Linked DNA regions of Homo sapiens: region 2 is linked to region 1. The links are chromatin loops, found by intact Hi-C in ENCODE. Cell type or tissue: chondrocyte. All regions are shown on one strand. Each heading gives the region's core, and the rest is flanking DNA. Links, peaks and the distances in the headings are about the cores only.

Region 1 (10,452 bases), core at 1,588-9,587:
AATTCAACCTCCCAGGGTTCAAGTGATTCTCCCACCTCAGCCTCCAGAGTGGCTGGGACTAAAGACACATGTCACCAAGTATTTTTGTAGAGACAGAGTTTCACCATGTTGCCCAATCTAGTCTTGAACTCCTGGGCTCAAATTATCCTCCCACCTAGGCCTCCTAGTGCTGAGATTACAGGCGTGAGCTACTGCACCCAGTCATATTCTCAAATCTTTTAAACCAAAATTTATTCTCTTAGAACACAGCACTCCTGAAAATACAAGTAGCATATGAAGTAATGAAAATACAAGTAGCATACATCAATTATGAAAAATCATCAAGTCCTTGTTTAGTCATTTTTATAGCTGAGTATCCTTTATTTATGCCTGGGTGATCTAAAAAGCTCATTGTTATCTATTTCTTTTATTTTTTCAGCTCTAAAATGTTTTAATGGAATATATAATTCAAAGGGGAATTATCTCTCCTAATTTAGAAAGTACTTGGAATTTATTTTTAGCAACAGTCACCCAAAACATAAGATTTAACTTCTTATCCAAAGACAAATTTCTGAAGAACTGCTACATCTATATTAAGTCACAAACTGAGGTGTATACAAGCTATTACCTGCTTAGTAGATTACTATTGTTTCTTGCTATACTCCAAATGTTCGTGTCCTTCTAAAATTCATGTATTGAAATCCAATCCCCAATGTGATAGTATTAAGTGGTGGGACATTTGGAAGGTGAGTAGATCATAGGGATAGGGCCCTTGTAAATAGGATTAGTGCCTCTGTAAACTCTTGAGATCTTTACAACCAATCAAATGGATATATCAAATAAGTTTTTGAACACAAGAATTTACAATTCAAATAAGAAAATTTAACTAGAATAGCTATAATCTGTTCATGTATAGCCACACTGATATTTTTTGGAATTATAAAATTAATTAGATTAGGCCGGGCACGGTGGCTCACGCCTGTAATCCCAGCACTTTTGGAGGCCAAGGCAGGCAGATGACGAGGTCAGGAGATAGAAACCATCCTGGCTAACATGGTGAAACCCCATCTCTACTAAAAAAAAAAAAAAATACAAAAAAATTAGCTGGGCGTGGTGGCAGGCACCTGTAGTCCCAGCTACTGGGGAGGCTAAGGAAGGAGAATCACTTGAACCCTGGAGGCAGAGCTTGCAGTGAACTGAGATCGTGCCACTGCACTCCAGTCTGGGCGACAGAGCAGGACTCCATCTCAAAAAAAAAATTAATTAGATTAGGAGACAAATTAGAGAGAAGAAAGAAGATATATGGATACCCTGAAGAACTTCAGTAGCTGGAGATTAGTAAGAAGAGGAACATCTAGGACAAGAGATTGAGACAGAGAAGCAAAAGAGATGGGTAAAAAACCAAGGTCATAGTTTCAAGGGAAGCAAATGTTTCCAGAACAGAGTGAGCCAATGATGGCCGAAGTACATCCACTGATTATTCCAATGTAGATGTCATTATGGGCCTTGGCAAGGGAAATATTGGGAGCAGAATCCAAGAGTGGATTAACAGATAAAGGAAAAGCAAGACAATCACAGCAGTGTAAATTTTGAGAAATTTGCCTTTGAAGGGAACAGAAAATGGGAAGTACTTGGAGAGGGCTAAGGAATCATGAGAGGTGCTTTCTTAAAGAAAAACATATGAATATTTTTATTGAAATAATTCATTAAAATATATAAATTATAAGTATTACATGAAGCAAGATACTTCATGTTATAAACTGTTCAGGAAAATTTTCTGGGTGGTAGAGTAAAAATATATCTAAAATATCTTATTAAAATCTTCCACACATCCAGATGAGGCAAATATGGACTCAATATTTTGTTTCCATAATCTTTTCTTCATTAACACTCTCATGATTTTTTTTTACCATAATTTCTCACCTGGATTACTGCATGCTATGGTTTGAATGTGCCTTCTCCAAAATTCAGGTGTTGCTAATGTGAAAGTATTAAGAAGTGGGGACCGTAAGAGTTGATTAGGCCTTGAGGGTTCCTTCCTCAGGAATGAGATTAAAGATCTTATAAAAGAAAGAGACTTTATACAATGTTCAGCTAGCTTGCTCTTCCACCTTCCATCATGCGAGGTCACAGCAACAAGGCACCTTGGAAGCAGAGAGCAGCTCTCACCAGACAACTGAATTTGTTGGCACCTTGATCTTGAACTCTGCAGACTCCAACATGGTGGGAAAATAGTTTTCTGCTCTTTATGAACTACTCACTTTCAGGTATTTTCTAAGACACTACATTAGTGTCTAATTGCCTCCAGCCTCTTGCTTCTTTGCTATCAATAATTTTTCAAAATCACAAATATGATGTCTCTTATTTAAAGTGTTCACTTTATCTTTTCGGGATAAAGGGTGAACTCCTTCCTCCAGCTCTTTATAATCAGCCTCAATCTCCTAAATATCTTCTCTCACTTCATTAATCATGCACCATTTTTCCAAACTACAATAATGTATTCAATATATCCTGACTCTTTCCTTCATACTTTTGCATATTCTTAGAATACACATTTGCTTAAAATGTTCTTTGCAACAATCTTCAAACTCAAACCACACTCCTAAATACATACACCCTCAAACATAAAATCCCCTTTTATAACTAGTTAACTTACAGTCATCTTTCAACCCTCAACTTAGATTTCACTTCTTCTGATAAGTTGTCTTAACCCACAAATTTGTTTTAGAGGCTGTCTTCATAAAGTTCATTTTACCATAATAGCACTTATCCCACTGTATCATGTCATTTATTTTTTTATCAGAATTGAAAGAAACTAGAAGTCTTTGAGGCAAGTGTAATAGTTCATGGACCTTGTAGCTCCAGAACATACTGCAATGGCTGGCAATTGTGCTGAACATGAGATATAGCAAAATACCTGGAAGAAACTTGGAAAGAGTGTTGGAGAGAGAAAGGAAAAGATTTACAATTTATAGAAGTTTCCCAAGTGAACTTCAATTCTAATATGCTCACCTGTTTGAGAACTACTGGTCTTGGTGAACATCTATTCCTGGGAAGCAAAAGGAAAAAAATACTTCATTATTTTGTTTATGAGCCTGAAATCATACCCAATTAAAATAATACTTTGTTTTTCTTAACATAGCGTCTGCTAAGAATTGCAGATGTCAAATTTTGGCACATTTGCAATAAACTTACTAAACAGAAATTTAAAATTCATTACTTGAATCAGATAGGAGATTGGAAGAAAATAAAAAGTAACATTAATGATAACCATATTTTCTTCAAAATAAATTCCATGGTTTTTAAAAACAAAAACAAAAAAAAACAAGAAAAAAAAACGTTATTCTATATGGTTTGGCTAATCCAGCTAGAATTGTGACTGCAAGTTTTGAAGTGGTATATTTTTACTGTTAAAGAAAAAAAAAGTCTACGGCCGGGCGCAGTGGCTCGCACCTGTAATTCCAGCACTTTGGGAGGCTGAGGCGGTCAGATCACGCGGTCGGGAGATCGAGACCATCCTGGCTAACGCGGTGAAACCCCATCTCTACTAAAATACAAAACAATTAGCCAGGCGTGGTGGTGGGCACCTGTAGTCCCAGGTACTCGGGAGGCTGAGGCAGGAGAATGGCGTGAACCCGGGAGGCGGAACTTGCAGTGAGCCGAGATCGCGCCACTGCACTCCAGCCTGGGAGACAGAGTGAGACTCCATCTCAAAAAAAAAAAAAAAAAAAAAAAAAGTCTACAGCCTTCAACCATTAAATAATACAGGAAAAAACTAGAGAAATTCTTTTGCACAATTTTATATATACATTTTCAAAACTGATTTGGCTTAAAAAAATCTGCATTCTATTCATGTCGGCTTAGTAAAGTGTTTTCCTTCTCCAGTCACCTATCTATACCTTCTTCTATTCTTTCCAAACTAACAGTAGGCAACAGAACCATCTGCCTGCTATAAATACATTCAGAAGTTATTCCTCAAACTCAGATTACCATTTAAGGGCAAGGGAAAACAAGGAGTATATTTAAACTTCTCATTCTGATTTGTTTATAGGTCATGAACTTACAGAACTTGATTACTTGATTGTCATTTTCAGAATTATTTGTCATAATGCTATGCTTACTAAATAGTTGGTTTTTGAGAGAACATACCATCTTTTTATAGAAAAACAGAATAAAACCACAGTAAAATATTTAGAATTTTTAACATCTTTTGAATAATATAATTCTAGAGCTACGATTTTTAAAATGAAGCAAATTGAATTTCATTTTCTCCTGCCTTTCCACTTTTGAAATGCATCAATGAATTCGTCTGTAATCCACATCTCAGCTTGAGGCCACCTCATTTATTTACCCAACTCTGTCCTTCTCTCAGTCCCCTTCCATATCTAAGCCTTCCTGAATCTCAGCCCATACTCACATCACATACTCGGATCTGAGCCTATTCCTAAGCCAAGCTCAGACATAATGAGAAATGAATTGAGGGATATCATGTTTGATACTCTTTAAAACAGATGTGTCATAATGAGTCAGATCCAAATCACAGAACTCTCAACTGCCGCCATGATGAGATTGCATTATTCCACAAATGACAACAAATGAAGCTTTCCCCCAAGAATGTAATTGAATATAAAAAAAAATAGTAACCATATGGAAAATAGTTTTCTCATTACTGGAAGGAAATTAAGGAAAATTGAAATTATTAAAATTAAATTCATAAAATAATTTTCCTAAAACAATTTCCTCTGGCTAGATACGTATTTTTGAAATACTTGTTTTGGATTGTGATTTGCTTTTATTTCTCCTTTTATATGTTTGATATTTATTTTTTAACATTATTTATGGTCAGGCTTATTTGAGACATGTAAGATCTTCATTTGGAATATTTAGGCAAACACAAGCACTTTTAAACTAAGTTATTCAAACACCCTGGTTTTTTTAAATCCTATTTTTTTGATCAAAATTATACTACATCTTTATCTGTGACACTTAATGAAGTAAAATGGACAATTGGAATAATTATATTAAAAAGTCGAGACTAAATCCAGTTTTCTGTTTCATTGGTACTAAAAGAGCAAGAAAAAAGAGTGAAAAACAAAAAGCAGAAGAAAATGCATTAGAAAATAGCACATTGATCTCCCTATAAATAACTATTGGGTAAGTTCTGCAAAGTGTTTTCTAACCGTGGTTTGTTTTTTTTTTTCAGTATGCAAGGACAACATGTAGACAGGTTTGAATCCCTTTTTCAGTTATCTGAAAAAATAACCATATTGCTTTTGAACATCCACAAATTAAATGAACCATTTTAAAAAAAGCCATTCCATTCTGAGATCTTTGCTTTGGGATCAAGACAATCTAAACATTAGTTGATACTATCTGTACAGGGTTACAAATTAACCACTTTCAAGTTTCAGAGGATATGAACTAGTATACTTAAGCCAAACCTTGAGAAGATGTGAAAGACTATATCGATAGCCATCGATGTTTTCATAATACACACATGAGAAAGACAAAAAGCAAAAAGTCTAGAAACTATATCAAGAAAGCCAATACCAATTGAGGAAGTGTCTGGCTTTAATACAGAATAAAGAAAAAGAACCCGCTAAGAGTTTACAATGCAATGGCACATCATAAGTTACTGCAGTATAAATAATGCATCTCTACCATATTCCATTTCTGAAGAAAAACAGATTTTTTTGGTAATAATCTGTCTTAGTCTGTTTTTTGCAACTATAACAGAAGACCACAGGCTGAGTAATTTATAATGAAAAAAATGTATTGCTTCACAGTTCTGGAAGCTGGGAAGTTCAATAAAAAGGTGTTGGCATTTTGCGAAGACTTTCTTGCTGTATCATCTCATGGTGCAAAGGCAAAGATAGGGCAAGAGAGAAAGCCAAAAGAGATTGAACTCCCCCTTTTTATAACAAACTCACTCTTGCAATAATGGCCTTAATCCATTCATTCTGGCCTCCTGACATAATTGTTTCTCAGTAGGCCCTAACTCTTAACACTGTTGCATTAGGGATTAAGTTTCCAATGCATGCTTTTTGGGGACATATTCAAACTATACATAGTCTGCAATTTAATTGTAGCTATAAAAGTGGAAGCAGCAAAATAATCTTTGTTAATAGAAAGCAAGTTCATCTATTGGAATGGGGTTAAGAGTCATCTATTGTCACGTAAAAGGCATTGGGCAGACTGTCAGAAAACAGTAATGGGTATTTAGAAGAATCACAGAGATAATGGCAAAGAAAGCTGCCAATTTCTTGAAACAGCTAAAAACTTAGAAGCTGTAAGCCTTATTTTCCCAAACTTTGACCTCTTGCAATATAGTTGTCAGTCATTTAAATTCTACATATAATTTAGGCATAACAGTAATATTTTATAGTTAATATTCATTTATATCAACCAACGTATTTACTTTTTTTTTTTTTTTGAGATGGAGTCTTGCTCTGTCACCCAGGCAGGAGTGCAGTGGCGTGATCTCTGCTCACTGCAACATCTGCCTCCCAGGTTCAAGTCATTCTCCTGTCTCAGCCTCCCAAATAGCTGGGACTACAGGTGTGTGCTACCATGCCCAATTAATTTTTGTATTTTTAGTAGAGATGGGGTTTCACCATGTTGGCCAGGCTGATCTCGAACTCCTGACCTCAGGGGATCTGCCTGCCTCAGACTCCCAAAGTGCTGGGATTACAGGAATTTACTCTCATTTTTTCTTTATTCTCTCCCGCTCTTCTGTGTTTTGAACATTTTTTTTTTGCCTAAAAATATCCCTTCATTTATTTTTTTTAGTTCAAGCTGAATGCTGATAAACTCTCTTCATTTTTGTTTGTCTGAAAATGCTTTATTTCACCTACAGTTTTGAAAGATAACTTCACAGTATATTAAATTATAATTTGGTAATTATTTTCTTTCAACACCTAGCAATGTCATTATATTATCTTCTGGTTTTCAATGTTTCTCTTGAGAAATTAATAATTTTTGTTTCTTTAATAGAAATACATCTTGCCTTCAGACTGCTTTTAAGATTTTTCTCAGCCTTTGGTTTTCATTGATTTAATCACTTTATATGCAGGTGTGGTTATCTTGTTTAAATACTCTGGGTTTCCAGAGCTTTGGATATAAAGGTCGATATCTTTCAATGGTTTGGAGAAATTCTTGGATGTTTACTCCTCAATGTTATTTATGATTTATTCTCTCTTTTTTTCCTGGCACATCAGTAAGATGTATGTTACATTATTCTAATAGTAGAATAATGTAATGTCTGATATTTTAGCTCTGCTCTGTGGTTTCCATGCTTTTTACTCTCTCTGCTTATATTCGGTTATGTTTTATTGTTCACTTTTCCACTTTACTAATCTTGTCTTCTCATGCACCCAATTATTACAGGACCAACAATTTCCTATGTCTGCTGTGTAGTAACATACCAATACACTGAGACAGCAGAGTTTACAGCAGAGAAAGAGTTTAGGTATCCAAGGGCAACTAAGCAAGGAAATGGGAGGAGATCCTCAACTCCATGTCCCTGAGGAGTTCTGGGGTCAGATTTTTAAGGGGATTGTGTAGAGTGAGAGGCTGGAAAATCGGGTTCATTGATCAGTCAGGGTAAGGGGGATAAAATCTTCAGCATGTGGAAACTACATTCTTTGGTGAGTCAGCTTCTCACGGCATCCTTCAGACCAGCTTATCTCAATAGTTTCACTGGTATTCAGGACTTGAAAGAATAACTGAAATGGAAAACTTTACATTTCACAATATTCAAGTTGTTGTCTATAGGGCAGTTAAGGTGATCTATGACCTTGTGACAAGGTTTTCATGCTTCTGGGACAGTAGGAAAACAACTATGAGGAAGTGGGTCCAAGAGCAAGCTGACCTAATAATTAATGGTGAGTCTGCTGTAAGCTTGGCTTATCTTCATTTATCTCCCTCCCTTCCTCCCTAAGTTTATAAAGTTTACAGAGGTAATTTCACAATCTACTGATAAACTCATCTATTTACTTGATAATTTTAGATTTTTTTACTTGCGGAGTATCAATTTGATTCATTCCATCAATAAACATCTAATGATATTTTATACTCTCATTTATTTTATACAACTTCTTCTCCATTTTCTTGAATAACTTTCAAACATATTTCTTAAATATATTTAAACATTTATTTCAAAGTCATTGACTGCTAACTACAACATCTCTATTACCTGTGTCTTTACTATTGTAATTTTTTTTATTTGTTATTTATTTTTTCCCCCACTGGTAATCACACTTTTGTAACTATCTGATTATTATAGATATTTGTTCACAGGACAAACACTGTATATAAAAAAAAAAACCTCAGAGACTCCATATGATGTTATATTCCACCAGAGGATTTCTCTTTTTATTTGTTAGGCAATAACTTGAGTTGCTGATTACATCAATTAAATCCAAGGATAAACTATCTCCAGATTGGCTTAGAGATTTAGTTCGGATCTATCTACTTCCAAGTCAACACTATTGTTCTAGCATATACCGCCTTTGTTTTAGAAAAATAAATTAGCAAGTAGCTATCTCATCAGTCTCCAAATTCTGCAGAAGATTAAGCTCTGAATAACAGATTTCCAGCTCAGCTTTCCAACTTCTTACCAATATGGCTTCAAAATCTGGCAAATATTTTGAGGGGAAAATTGGCAGTGAGATTCAGGCTGTCCTCCTCTCCTGTAAGGTTGGCTTCCTAAACTATGTGAAATTGCCAGAGATCTCACTCTGCTTTTTTAGAAGGCTAATCCCAACTCCCTCACCTTCCACAGAGACCCAGATTCAGCAAATGACCCTTGGGTAATATCAGCCTCAGGTTTCCAAATTATTATTCTAGTTGAACATGACCACTAAAATTGCTACTTTAGCTTCCTCTCCTCCCAACAGAAGCTGTCTGTCAGAACTAAGCTCAACCATTAGCTTACCCACTAAATCAGCAAATAACCCCTGGGGTGGGGGTGGGGCAGGTGGGGTTGAAAATCCATTAGAGCACAGACAGTTCTTCACTCTCTGGAACACTAGGTCATCCCGTGATCATTCTTTATAAAGTTCTCTGTGGAAAATTATTTATGTAATTTATTTAGGGTTTTGTGTGTGTGTGTGTTTTAATAGAAATATTGCTCTGATGTCAGCTGTTTCATCTTACCAAGAAGTAGAAATTATCTTTCCAAATGTTTTAAGCTTTGAAATTTTTTGATCCTGACTCTGTGATTTGTATTATCAAACCAAGCTAGTAAAAATTTATAATTTTTAGTGTTCTGAATATTTAATTACATTTTATCAAATATGCCACATCAGCCTTCAAGATCCGTATCCATCCTCCTTCTAAGGGTGCCTCCACATGCCCTCTGCTGTTGGTAATCCTTTCCAGTTTAAAACATGTATTTATCCTGGAAACAGTTCCAAAGCTTTCGGGATGTTCTCATTAGCTCATAACAGCCAGGAGGAGGGAGGAAGGTTTATTGTATAATTTGGGTGATTAAGATAGCAGAAACAAGAGAAAATGTCGGAGTTTGAGAGTTAACAGTGCTAGAAAAGCAGATTAAAGCCTCTGTGGAATTGATAAAAAGCTAAGAGCTAAATGAGAAACGAGATAAAGAGGTCTTACTGGCATAGAAAAATAAGATTCACAAGAGTAAGCAAGTGGAAAGACAGAAACCTTGATTTTAATTATTTTGTTTGTATTAGGTAATTTATATTTTATTAAATCTTTTTTAGATGATACACACACAATCTAGAAATAGTAAATAAAATGTTTGGTGGAAATAAGTTTCATTGTTTGAAATAGGGTCTAAAAAGCAGAATACTAAACACCAAACAATACCAAAGTTTTTACCATGGAATAATGCAGAACAAAGCCTATAGGACATGGAAATACTGACCATTTCTTTGCGCAGTATAATATGAATGGAAAAGATTATAAAGTTGTTAAGTAATTGGTTATTGACTTTTGTATGTAGCCTCTGACATCAATTGGGATAAAATAAAAAACTACTGTGCGTCCAAATCTCTTTCATTAATTGGGCCCATTGCCTTTCCATATGCCTGATTCTATCATGGGTGATTGGTCATAGACAATAATTAACATGTATTCGAAAAACACTTGGGAAGAAACAAGTAAAAATGGTTTCTGAAAGGCCTGTGGCCCAGAGTGACAGTGTGATGAAATGGAAAGACGATAATTTCATCAGGAAGCAAGGTTTAAATATTTGAATCAAGGTGTTAAGGAATCCCCGCTTATCAGGTCTCTGTTTTAATAAAACTTGACCAGAGTGACTCCATCTTGAAGTGAGGAACTAGGTACTCACAAGGCATCTGTAAGGTTAATACTTATAGTCTGAAAATAGCCATATCTCAAGCTAACCACCAATTGTAATTACAGAATATACATGGCCATACAGGACATCTCCCACAACCATGCAGAATGTCCAGATGTCCTAAAACTACTGCCCACTTTACTTGA
Region 2 (10,452 bases), core at 954-8,953, 330 kb after region 1:
AATAAATTTAAATATATTTTAATCACCACATACTTAATAAGTGTACTCTTTCAAGTAGAGAGTAATGATAAAAATAAAACCATCAGAATTAGTTTCTAACTGTCTAGTAATATAAGGCCTTTAGAGTTATGTTAATAATGAGCTTAACATCACAGATTCATTTTAGCTAAAGTACCTAAAACAGTTTTTCCTTAATTTTCAACTTTGAAATGTTTTCAACATGAAAAGTACTGTAACAGACATCTGTGCACCCACAATCAAGATTAAGCAGATATGAACATTTTTCGTATTTCTTCAATTTATTCTCCGTTTATTTTTAAAGAATAAATATGGCCGGGCGCGGTGGCTCACGCCTGTAATCCCAGCACTTTGGGAGGCAGAGGCGGGCGGATCACAAGGTCAGGAGATCGAGACCATCCTGGCTAACACAGCGAAACCCCGTCTCTACTAAAAGTACAAAAAATTAGCCGGGCATGGTGGCGGGCGCCTGTAGTCCCAGCTACTCAGGAGGCTGAGGCAGGAGAATGACGTGAACCTGGCAGGCAGAGCTTGCAGTGAGCCGAGATTGTGCCACTGCTCTCCAGCCTGGGCAACAGAGCAAGACTCTGTCTCAAAAATAAATAAATAAATAAATAAACAAGTACATATTTCCTCCATGATTCCCCTCCTTCCCTCCCCTAAAGTAGCCACTATTCTGAAATCGGAGTGTTATTAACTGGATATAAATGTATCTATGAACAACTTATACTATTGTTTCAGATTTTTTTTAATTATACTTTAAGTTCTAGGGTACGTGTGCACAACGGGCAGGTTTGTTACATATGTATACATGTGCCATGTTGGTGTGCTGCACCCATTAACTCGTCATTTACATTAGGTATACCTCCTAATGCTATCCCTCCCCACTCCCCCCACCCCACGACAGGTCCCGGTGTGTGATGTTCCCCTCCCAGTGTCCAAGTGTTCTCATTGTTCAATTCCCACCTGTGAGTGAGAACATGCAGTGTTTGGTTTTTAGCCCTTGAGATAGTTTGCTGAGAACGATGGTTTCCAGCTTCATCCCTGTCCCTGCAAAGGACACGAACTCATCCTTTTTTGTGACTGCATAGTATTCCATGGTGTATATGTGCCACATTTTCTTAATCCAGTCTATCATTGATGGACATTTGGGTTGGTTCCAAGTCTTTGCTATTGTGAATAGTGCTGCAATAAACATATGTGTGCATGTGTCTTTATAGCAGCATGATTTATAATCCTTTGGGTATATACCCAGTAATGGGATGGCTGGATCAAATGGTATTTCTAGTTCTAGATCCCTGAGGAATCCCCACACTAACTTCCACAATGGTTGAACCAGTTTACAGTCCCACCAACAGTGTAAATGTGTTCCTATTTCTCCACATCCTCTCCAGCACCTGTTGTTTCCTGACTTTTTAATGATTGCCATTCTAACTGGTGTGAGATGGTATCTCATTGTGGTTTTGATTTGCATTTCTCTGATGGCCAGTGATGGTGAGCGTTTTTTCATGTGTCTGTTGGCTGCATAAATGTCTTCTTTTGAGAAGTGTCTGTTCATATCCTTTGCCCACTTTTTGATGGGATTGTTTGTTTTTTTCTTGGAAATTTGTTTGAGTTCTTTGTAGATTCTGGATATTAGCCCTTTGTCAGATGAGTAGGTTGCGAAAATTTTCTCCCATTTTGTAGGTTGCCTGTTCACTCTGATGGTAGTTTCTTTTGCTGTGCAGAAGCTCTTTAGTTTAATTAGATCTCATTTGTCAATTTTGGTTTTTGTTGCCATTGCTTTTGGTGTTTTAGACATGAAGTCCTTGCCCATGCCTATGTCCTGAATGGTATTGCCTAGGTTTTCTTCTAGGGTTTTTATGGTTTTAGGATGTTTTTAAATTTCATATATATATGTATATATATATAATGTGTTGTACCAAACAAACCTTTTGCAACTTGCTTAAAAATAAAACAATATTTTGGGGTATTTATCCATGCTGAATGCATGTAGACTGATTGAATTTGTTTTATTTTATATAAAGTTTTCCATTGTGAAGATGAACCATAGTTTATCAGTTCATAGACTAATGGATAGTTAGATGTTTTCCATTTATTACTATTACAAAAGCACCTACGATGAACATTCTTGTGCATTTCTCCTTCTGCAATGTCCAAGACCCTCTAGGATAGACATAATTGGGGTAGATGCACTCGATGATTGTAGGAAGTGTCCACCTTCAGTTTTATTAGATATTCATTAATGGCTCTCCAACTGTGTTGTGACAATTTATACTCTCAATGGTAATGTTTCACTGAACTCATTTCCTATAATGTTACAAAATTTAGAAATACGTGACACTATATATTTGCCAATATGAAGGATATGAAAGATACTCTCATTATTGTTATAATTTTAATAGGCTTATTTGTTATTTGGGTTTTATCTTCTGAAAATTACAGATATACATTCTTTGCCCATTTTTCTGTTGGACTATTAGTCTTTTTCCTCTCGATATGTAGCAATTATTTATGTAGTCCAGAAAGCAATTGTTTTTTATTTATACAGATGTTTCTCCACTTACAATGGGGTGACATCAAGATAAACTTATTATAAAGTTGAGAACTTTTGAGTCAAACCATCTTAAGTCAGAACTGTATTGTAAAAATCTTCTCCCTGGTAAAGCATATTATTAATTTAATTTGATATCCTTACCAGTCCTGGACTGGTAAGGATACCTTTACCTTCACCACCAAACACTGAATACTACAACTTTCAGTGGGGCAAATTCTCTACCAGGAATACAATTTTATTCCAGCTGTGAATGCCACCAGACTTGATGCCCATTCTGTATTGTGAACTTGACATTGCAAACACTTCTACTGTCACTGTGATGAGAAAGAATTCACTATTGCTTCTTTTGGCTTTTCATCTCAAAGTCTTTCACAAGTGGCTGTGATAGTAGAGCTACAAGGGAAAGTGAGTGTTTAACAATCTCAGCTTTTATTAGAGAGATAGTGTCTATACCATTCAAAAAGAGAAACCTCTTTGAAGCGGAAAATAGTTCAAATGCTGTGTGGACTAAATGACAAATGTCTTCCTCATTGCTTTACTGGCATTAATACTCAAAAGCATCCATAAGCAATTTAAAACTGTTTCTAAAGCCGGGCGTGGTGGCTCATGCGTATAATCTCAGCACTTTGGGAGGCCGAGGTAGGTGGATCACTTGAGGTCGGGAGTTCAAGACCAGCCTGGCCAACCTGGTGAAACCCCATCTCTGCTAATAATATAAAAATTAGATGGGCATGGTAGCAGGTGCACCTTTAATCCCAGCTACTTGGGAGGCTGAGGCACAAGAATCGCTTGAACCTGGGTAGCAGAGGTTGCAGGGAGCAGAGATCATGCCACTGCATTCCAGCCTGGATGACAGGGAGACTCCATCTCAAAAAATAAAAATAAAAATAAACTTTCTAGCCCTGCTTTCTTGTAGCTTTTGACCTAGAATCATTTTTCCTTTAATTAAGACAAAGGTAAGTGAAATAATTTATCTATGGTTACAATGAACCTTCCAAAGAAAAGACATGAGGTTAGCTTTCATAGTCCACCAAAATGAGTTACAGATTATTTATGAATTTATAACCAAAGTAAATTTCTCAAAGTACACTGAGAACAAAACAAAGCACATAGTTCCCATCCTTTCTACAAATAAAACACATTAATAGATTCCTTCTTAGAATTCACCACCTGCTAATCATATTTTTGCCTTTCAGACTCACAAAGTCCCATAAAGAAAATAGAATATCTATTTTTTTTAAAAAAGGCTTTGGTTAAATATAAACCTACATTTAACTTTTGCTTTAACTTTTATTGGCTTTAAACTTGGAAAAATTCCTTAATCTCTCCAGTCTTTGGTTTTTCATATTAAAATAGGAATATAAATACTTATATTGCATGTTGTTCTAAAGATTCAAGATTACATATATTAAAATGCCTATTATGTAAGAATACTTTTTAAATGTAGTCAACATTAGGGAGATGAAATATTTTCAGTGAAGTTGGGAAATCTACATTTTTTTCCTTAGGGAATACAGGAAAATACAGAAGGTTAATAAATTTTGCCATGGAATTAAGAGGCCTAGGAATAAACACAAATAGGGAGGATTCTCTGCTTTCAGTGTTTTCACAGACAATATGGAACCAAGTGACAATCTTGTGGATTCCGTTTTTAGGTAGAGAAACTAAGACAAGAAAATAAATGACTTTCTTGATCTCTTATAGATAGACAAGAAAGACTAGAACTTTTTAAATATTTCTTTCAGTCTCATAAGTAAACATATAAAACATATTTGGGCTTTATTTCAAATATTTATTCACCTCTGTTCTAGAATCATCAGGATCTACTCTCATAACCATATTTTCTTGGCGAAAAGTGGGCTACTTAAGAGTAAGTATTTTAAATATAAAATCAGCTTCCATATATATGCCCACTCCACCAAGTACTTCCAACTGAAGACTGTTATACTTGAATCTCAGCTATGAGATTAAAATATGCAGAAAACTCAAAATATTTAAGAATTGACTTTCATCTGCAAGTCATTATTTGTAAATGGGAGCATAAGTGTGAAAATTGGCATATCAATTTAAATAACTATATTATGTTTACTCAGATGCCAAAATACTATCTCTAATTTTCAGTTTAAGCATCAGGAAGCAAGAGTACAGTGTATTTTTTCTGGGATAACATTATGAATCACTTGGTCAGTGGAAAATGGAAAGGAATTTTTCAAAAAACAAAAGTAAGAAAGTATGTAAACAAAATTCCAAAGTTCCTAAACTTGCCACATCCTTTATTTGTACTGGTATATCATTTGTAAATTACACTAGCGAGGAAACAAGGGGCAGTAGTTAAAGGACCTGAACAATTGTCTTGGTTTCTAACACTCTCTCTTTTAGACATGTATTGGGCGATATAGGTCATATCCAGGTATTTTCTTAAAGCACCAGAAATAGGGTGTTATTTTACAAGATCACGGTACCCATCTGTATTATTAAAAACCTATCAGCAAATATTTTTCATACATTGAAATTTCCCTAACGTAGATAATATCCTGAAATTGGCTATATAATAATAGCATGAGCCATATTCTCATAATTTCAGTAAATATTAAACAAAATAACCCCACAATATATAATTATAAGTTGTGAGTGAATTGCAATAGAGTAACATAAAGGGTTTGGTAGTCTCTTTGTGAAGTAATAGTTAAACTAGACCAAAATTGTTAGCATAATTTACCCAGTTTGAGGGATGGGGGGAATTTCACATAGAAATAACAATATATGCAAGGGCCCAAGGAGAAGAAAGAATTCAGCATATTTAAGAACCAGAAAAGCAGCTAGTATTGGCAGAAGCATATTGAATGTACCGAAATTGAAGCCACCCTCACAGGGTTCACAAGAATTCCAGACAGAAATGTAGTTATAATTAAGCATTAATCAAGCTGCACTTTGACCCACTTGCTTTTAACCAAACATAGTACCAGATACTGACCATGTGCATCCCCATTGTTCTATAGATAGGATTTCCACCTTAGAATTATATGACTTCTGTTTAAGATTACTTAAAATGCTTTCCAGTGAAACAGCTGGCACCAACCAGCTTGAAGACTCTCACATAGGAACAGAATTAACATGAGAACACAGACTCTTCATCTCCCTGCCTCATGACTCTACCCTGCATTCTTTAGCCAATCAATGATCTCCACACTTCAGCCCATTTCAAAACTCTTAAAAACCTTTCCCCAAACTTCTTAGGGAGATAGATTTCAGGTTTCTTCCCATCTCCTCACTGAACAGCCCTACGATTACATCTCTTTCTGTACTGCAACCCAGTGTCTCAACGTACTGACTTGCCATGTGCATTGAGCAACAGACCTATTACAGTTACAAAGTTGGCACAAGATAAAGTTTGAAAGCAAATCAAGGGTCAGATTTTCTATGACCTTGTAAGCCGAGACAGGAAGCTTTTATTTTATCCTAATTAAATATATGATCATTAAAGTTTGTGAGCAGGAAATAGCATGATCTGATTTGCATTTTTAAAACGTTCTGTGTGCTGCATGACGAATAGGTGGAAAGCAATAAAAGTAGAAACTGAGAGACAAGTAAATATGCTACTGCAAGAAAAAAGAGAAGACTCAAATTCCTAAATTCAGAAATAAAAGAGGAGCCATTACAACAAATCTAACAGGAATTTAAAAATATATGGGAATACTATGAAGAATTATATTCTAACAAATTAGTAACTTAAATGAAGTGAATAAATTCTAGAAAAACATAAACTACCAAAACTAACTCAAGAAGAAATAGCAAATCTGAATAAAGCTATAACAAGTAAAGAGGTTAATTAATAATTTAAAAGTTTCCAACAAAGTAAAGCCTAGATCCAAATGGCTTCACTATTAAATTCTACCATTTAAAGAAAAATTAACTGATAACTTCAGCAAAGTTTCAGGATACAAAATCAATGTACAAAAATCAGTAGCATTCCTATACACCAACAACATCCAAGCTGAGAGCCAAATCAGGAACACAACCCCATTCACAATAGCTACAAAAGAATAAAATACCTCGGAATACAGTTAACCAAGGAGGTGAAAGAGAATTACAGAACACTGCACAAAAATATTAAAAATGACACAAACAAATTTTTAAAAAATTCCATGCCCATGGATAAGAATAGTCAATATTGTTAAAATAACCATACTGTACAAAGCAATTTGTACATTCAATGCCATTCCTGTCAAACCACCAAAGACATTCTTCAAGGAATTAGAAAAAAACTATTTTAAAATTCATATGGAACTGAAAAAGAGCCCAAATAGCTAAAGCAATAGTAAGCAAAAGGAACAAAGCTGGAGGCCTCACATTACCCAACTTCGAACTATACTACAAGGCTTCAGTAACCAGAACAGCATGGTACTGGTACCAAAATAGACACATGGACCAATGGAACAGAATAGAGAGCCCAGAAATAATGCCGCATACCTACAACCATCAGATCATTGACAAAACCAACAAAAATAAGCAATGGGGAAAGAACTCTCTATTCCATAAATGGTGCTGGGATAACTGGCTAGCCATATACAAAAGACTGAAACTGAATCCCTTCCTTACACAAAAATCAAGATGAATTAAAGACTTAAATATAAAACCTAAAACTATAAAACCCCTGGAAGATAACCTAGGAAATATGATCCTGGACCTAGGCCCTGGCAAATATTTTATGTTGAAGACTCCAAAAGCAATTGCAACAAAAACAAAAATTGACAAATGGGACCTGATTAAACTAAAGAGCTTCTGCACAGCAAAAGAAACTATCAACAAAGTAAATAGACAACCTACGGAATGGGAGAATGTATTTACAAACTATGCCTCTGACAAAGGTCAAATATCCAGAATCTATAAGGAACTTAAACATATTTATAAGCAAAAAACAAGCAATTCCATTAAAAAGTGGGCAAAGTACATGCACAGACACTTTTCAAAAGAAGACATACATGGAGCCAACAAGCATATGAAAAAAATGCTCAGCATCACTAATTGTATTAGTCTGTTCTCGCACTGCTATAAAGAAATACCTAAAACTGGGTAATTTATAAAGAAAAGAGGTTTAATTGGCTTTTTTTGCAGAAATTTATATTCTTGTTCCAAACAAAAATTCAAAGTTCAGGAATAAAGTGTGTCATTACAATTTCAGCAAGGGAAAAATTAAGCAATGGAGAAAGAACTCTCTATTCAACAAATGGTACTGGGACAAATGTACATATTCAGAAGAAGGAAGTTAAACCCAGTTTCATATTAAAACAAAAATTAACTGAAAATTGATTATAAGCCTAAATGTAAGCACTAAAATAAAGCTTTTACAGGAAAATATAAGAATATATATTCATGACATTGGGTTAGGCAATGATTTTTAGACATGACACCAAGAGCCAAAATGACCAAAAAAAAAATTAGATAAATTGAACTACATTACAATTTTAAAAGTTTTGTACAATAAACAAAACCATCAAGAGAGCAAAAAGAGAACTAACAGAATGGGAGAAAATATTTGCAAGTTATATATCTAATAAGGGACTTATATCCAGAATTTACAAAGAACTCTTACAACTCAATAATAAAAAGATTAGTTTGTTGTTGTTGTTTTTCTAAGATAGTGAAGCAGAGGCTTTTAGCATGCCTCAGCTACTTGGAAATACCAAAATAGTGCATAAACCATCAGCTCTGTGAGCTTCAATTGAAGAAAGAAAACAGGAATCCATCAGAAGAACAAAGGACACCCCAGATCCCAGGGAGGAGAATGCAAGCAAACAGCCCTTGGGACGACATCTCACTGATAAAAGTGAATGAAACCCCAGGAGGTGCAGAGTCTCTGTGACTCACCTTTCCACTGGGGATCCTTGTAACCCAGGCCAAGGAGGAGCACTTTGTTTCCCCCAGTCCCTGGAGCTAACTTGAGGAGAGGCTTGGTGACACTGAGAGGGAAAGACAGGAAAAGCTGCTGGCATTTTTTCAGACCCAGGACCAAGGGCAGGATGCCATTTTTACTCCAGGTTCATACAAAGTCATTCTTTGGTGACCTGGCAGCCTAGCCACACAGGCATTTTAGTCTTGGGCCAAAATTTGGGGCATTTCCTTTGGAGTGGGATAGGGGTCTCCGCAGTGAGAATTGAGTAGTGAGTGTGGAAAACACCCCCAGAAGTATGTGCTGAAATTGTGCTCTCCCCAGTCATAGGTCTGCAGTGGGAGGAGAGCTACTGCAGCTACAGTTTCTACTGGGTGATGAGACTTGCAGCCAGGGCCAGTTTGTCAATCTGGAATGGATCTTTGTGTGTCATAGCTGGATGCCCAGCCTGCTTTCCCGAGATAGTGGTGCAGGGGGCCCTCTTTGCTCACCCCCAGGCATATCTCCAGTAATTTCATAGCATCCACTCACCTGGATTAACAGCCTGAGTCCTCCTTTCCTGAGCAGAGACCTTGGTGTAATAGGGCCCTCTCCACTCCACCCCCAGGCATATCTTCAGGCATTTGGAGCACTTCTTATCCTGAGATGTCCCACCCTTTCTATGCAGAGATCTAGTGCAGTCTCCACACTCCACGCCCACGCAGGTCTCCAGTCATCCAGAGTGCCCACTCTCTTGGATTAGTTTAGGCCACTCCCCACTACCATGCATAGAACTCGGAGCAAAGGTTTACCCCACTCCATGCCTAGGCACACCCCTGGGCACTTGGTGGCCATGTGGACTTTCCTCAGCACTGGTGCTTCTGCCTGCCATTGAGGGTCCTGTAGGTAGGCTTGGCCAGTCTGGCCCCACCCATCTTGGTACCCTACACTGGGGCTGAGCAGGGAGCTTAGACCACTGTGCACTCCTTAGAACAGCCCATTGCCTGAGGACAGAGAGCTTCCCCTAGTAAACAAGGATCAAGTATATACCCAGCCATATTTGCCACAGCTGGCTCTTACTGGTGCCGTCTACTGGATTATAGGTCAAACCATGGACCCCAATACAAAACCTGCCAAAAGAAGTGCATAGGGCTATAGAAGCAAAGTCAAAAGATCCTATCCGGCATTCTCTACAATCACACCCTCTAGAGGGGGAAAAAGAGAAAGAAAAAATGATGATAATAATATTATAGAGAAAGAAAGGAAGGAAAAAACATCCTATATACAAGAAAATAATTACAAATATTCAAAGTGTGAGGCATATCTCCAGATGAGAGGGAGCCACTGCAAGAATTCTGGCATCATTAAAAAAAAAAAATATATATATATATATATATGACTATTGTTGATACCGCCAAAGGATCACAGTAGCTCTCCAACATGGTCCCTAACCAAAATGGAAACTCAGAAATGATAGATAAAAAATTCAAAACATGGATTGCAAAGAAGCTCAATGAGATTTGTGACAAGGATTAAAATCAAAACAAAGAAACTTCCAAAGCAATCCAGGAAGTGAAGGAAGAGATAAACATCTTAAAAACAAATCTGAGCTTCTAGAATTGAAATTTTCACTTCAGGAATTTCAAAATACAATTGAAATCTTTATCAATAGACAAGACAGAGCAGAAAGAAGATTTTCAGAGCGTGAAGATCAATCTTTCAAACTAAGGCAGTCAGACAAAAATTTTTTTAAAGAATTTTTTTTTAAATGAACAAAGTCTTCAAGAAATATGTGATTATATAGAGTGGCCAAACCTATGAATTATTGGCATTCCTGAGACAGAAGAAAAAGTAAACAACTTGGAAATATATTTGAGGAATAATTCACAAAAATTTTCCTAACCTTGCTACAGATATAGAAATTCAGATACAAGAAATCCAAAAAATACCTGTGAGATACTATACAAAACAGACATCATCAGGGCATATAGTCATGACACTTTCCAAG

Evidence for each region. A loop is a pair of places that touch in the nucleus more often than their neighbours do. Peaks named below come from ENCODE experiments on the same cell type or tissue, not always from the same donor. Only the 100,000 strongest peaks of a DNase experiment are listed, where the experiment ranks them.
Region 2: it touches region 1 in a loop (2.3-fold over the local background); 2 of 110 quality-filtered maps call a loop at or near these places.

What each region holds. Positions count from the first base shown.
Region 1 is chr13:37,528,391-37,538,842 of GRCh38, reverse strand. It overlaps LINC00547 (long intergenic non-protein coding RNA 547), which reads right to left and starts at 3,903. Exons shown (of 5, transcript NR_040244.1): 1 at 3,879-3,903; 2 at 2,992-3,028. In chondrocyte, for the core only: no CTCF peak of the experiment used is centred there; no DNase peak of the experiment used is centred there.
Region 2 is chr13:37,196,818-37,207,269 of GRCh38, reverse strand. No RefSeq gene overlaps it. Among named protein-coding and RNA genes, the nearest start is that of CSNK1A1L, 96 kb to the right of the region's middle. RefSeq lists an enhancer at 8,060-8,730. In chondrocyte, for the core only: no CTCF peak of the experiment used is centred there; no DNase peak of the experiment used is centred there.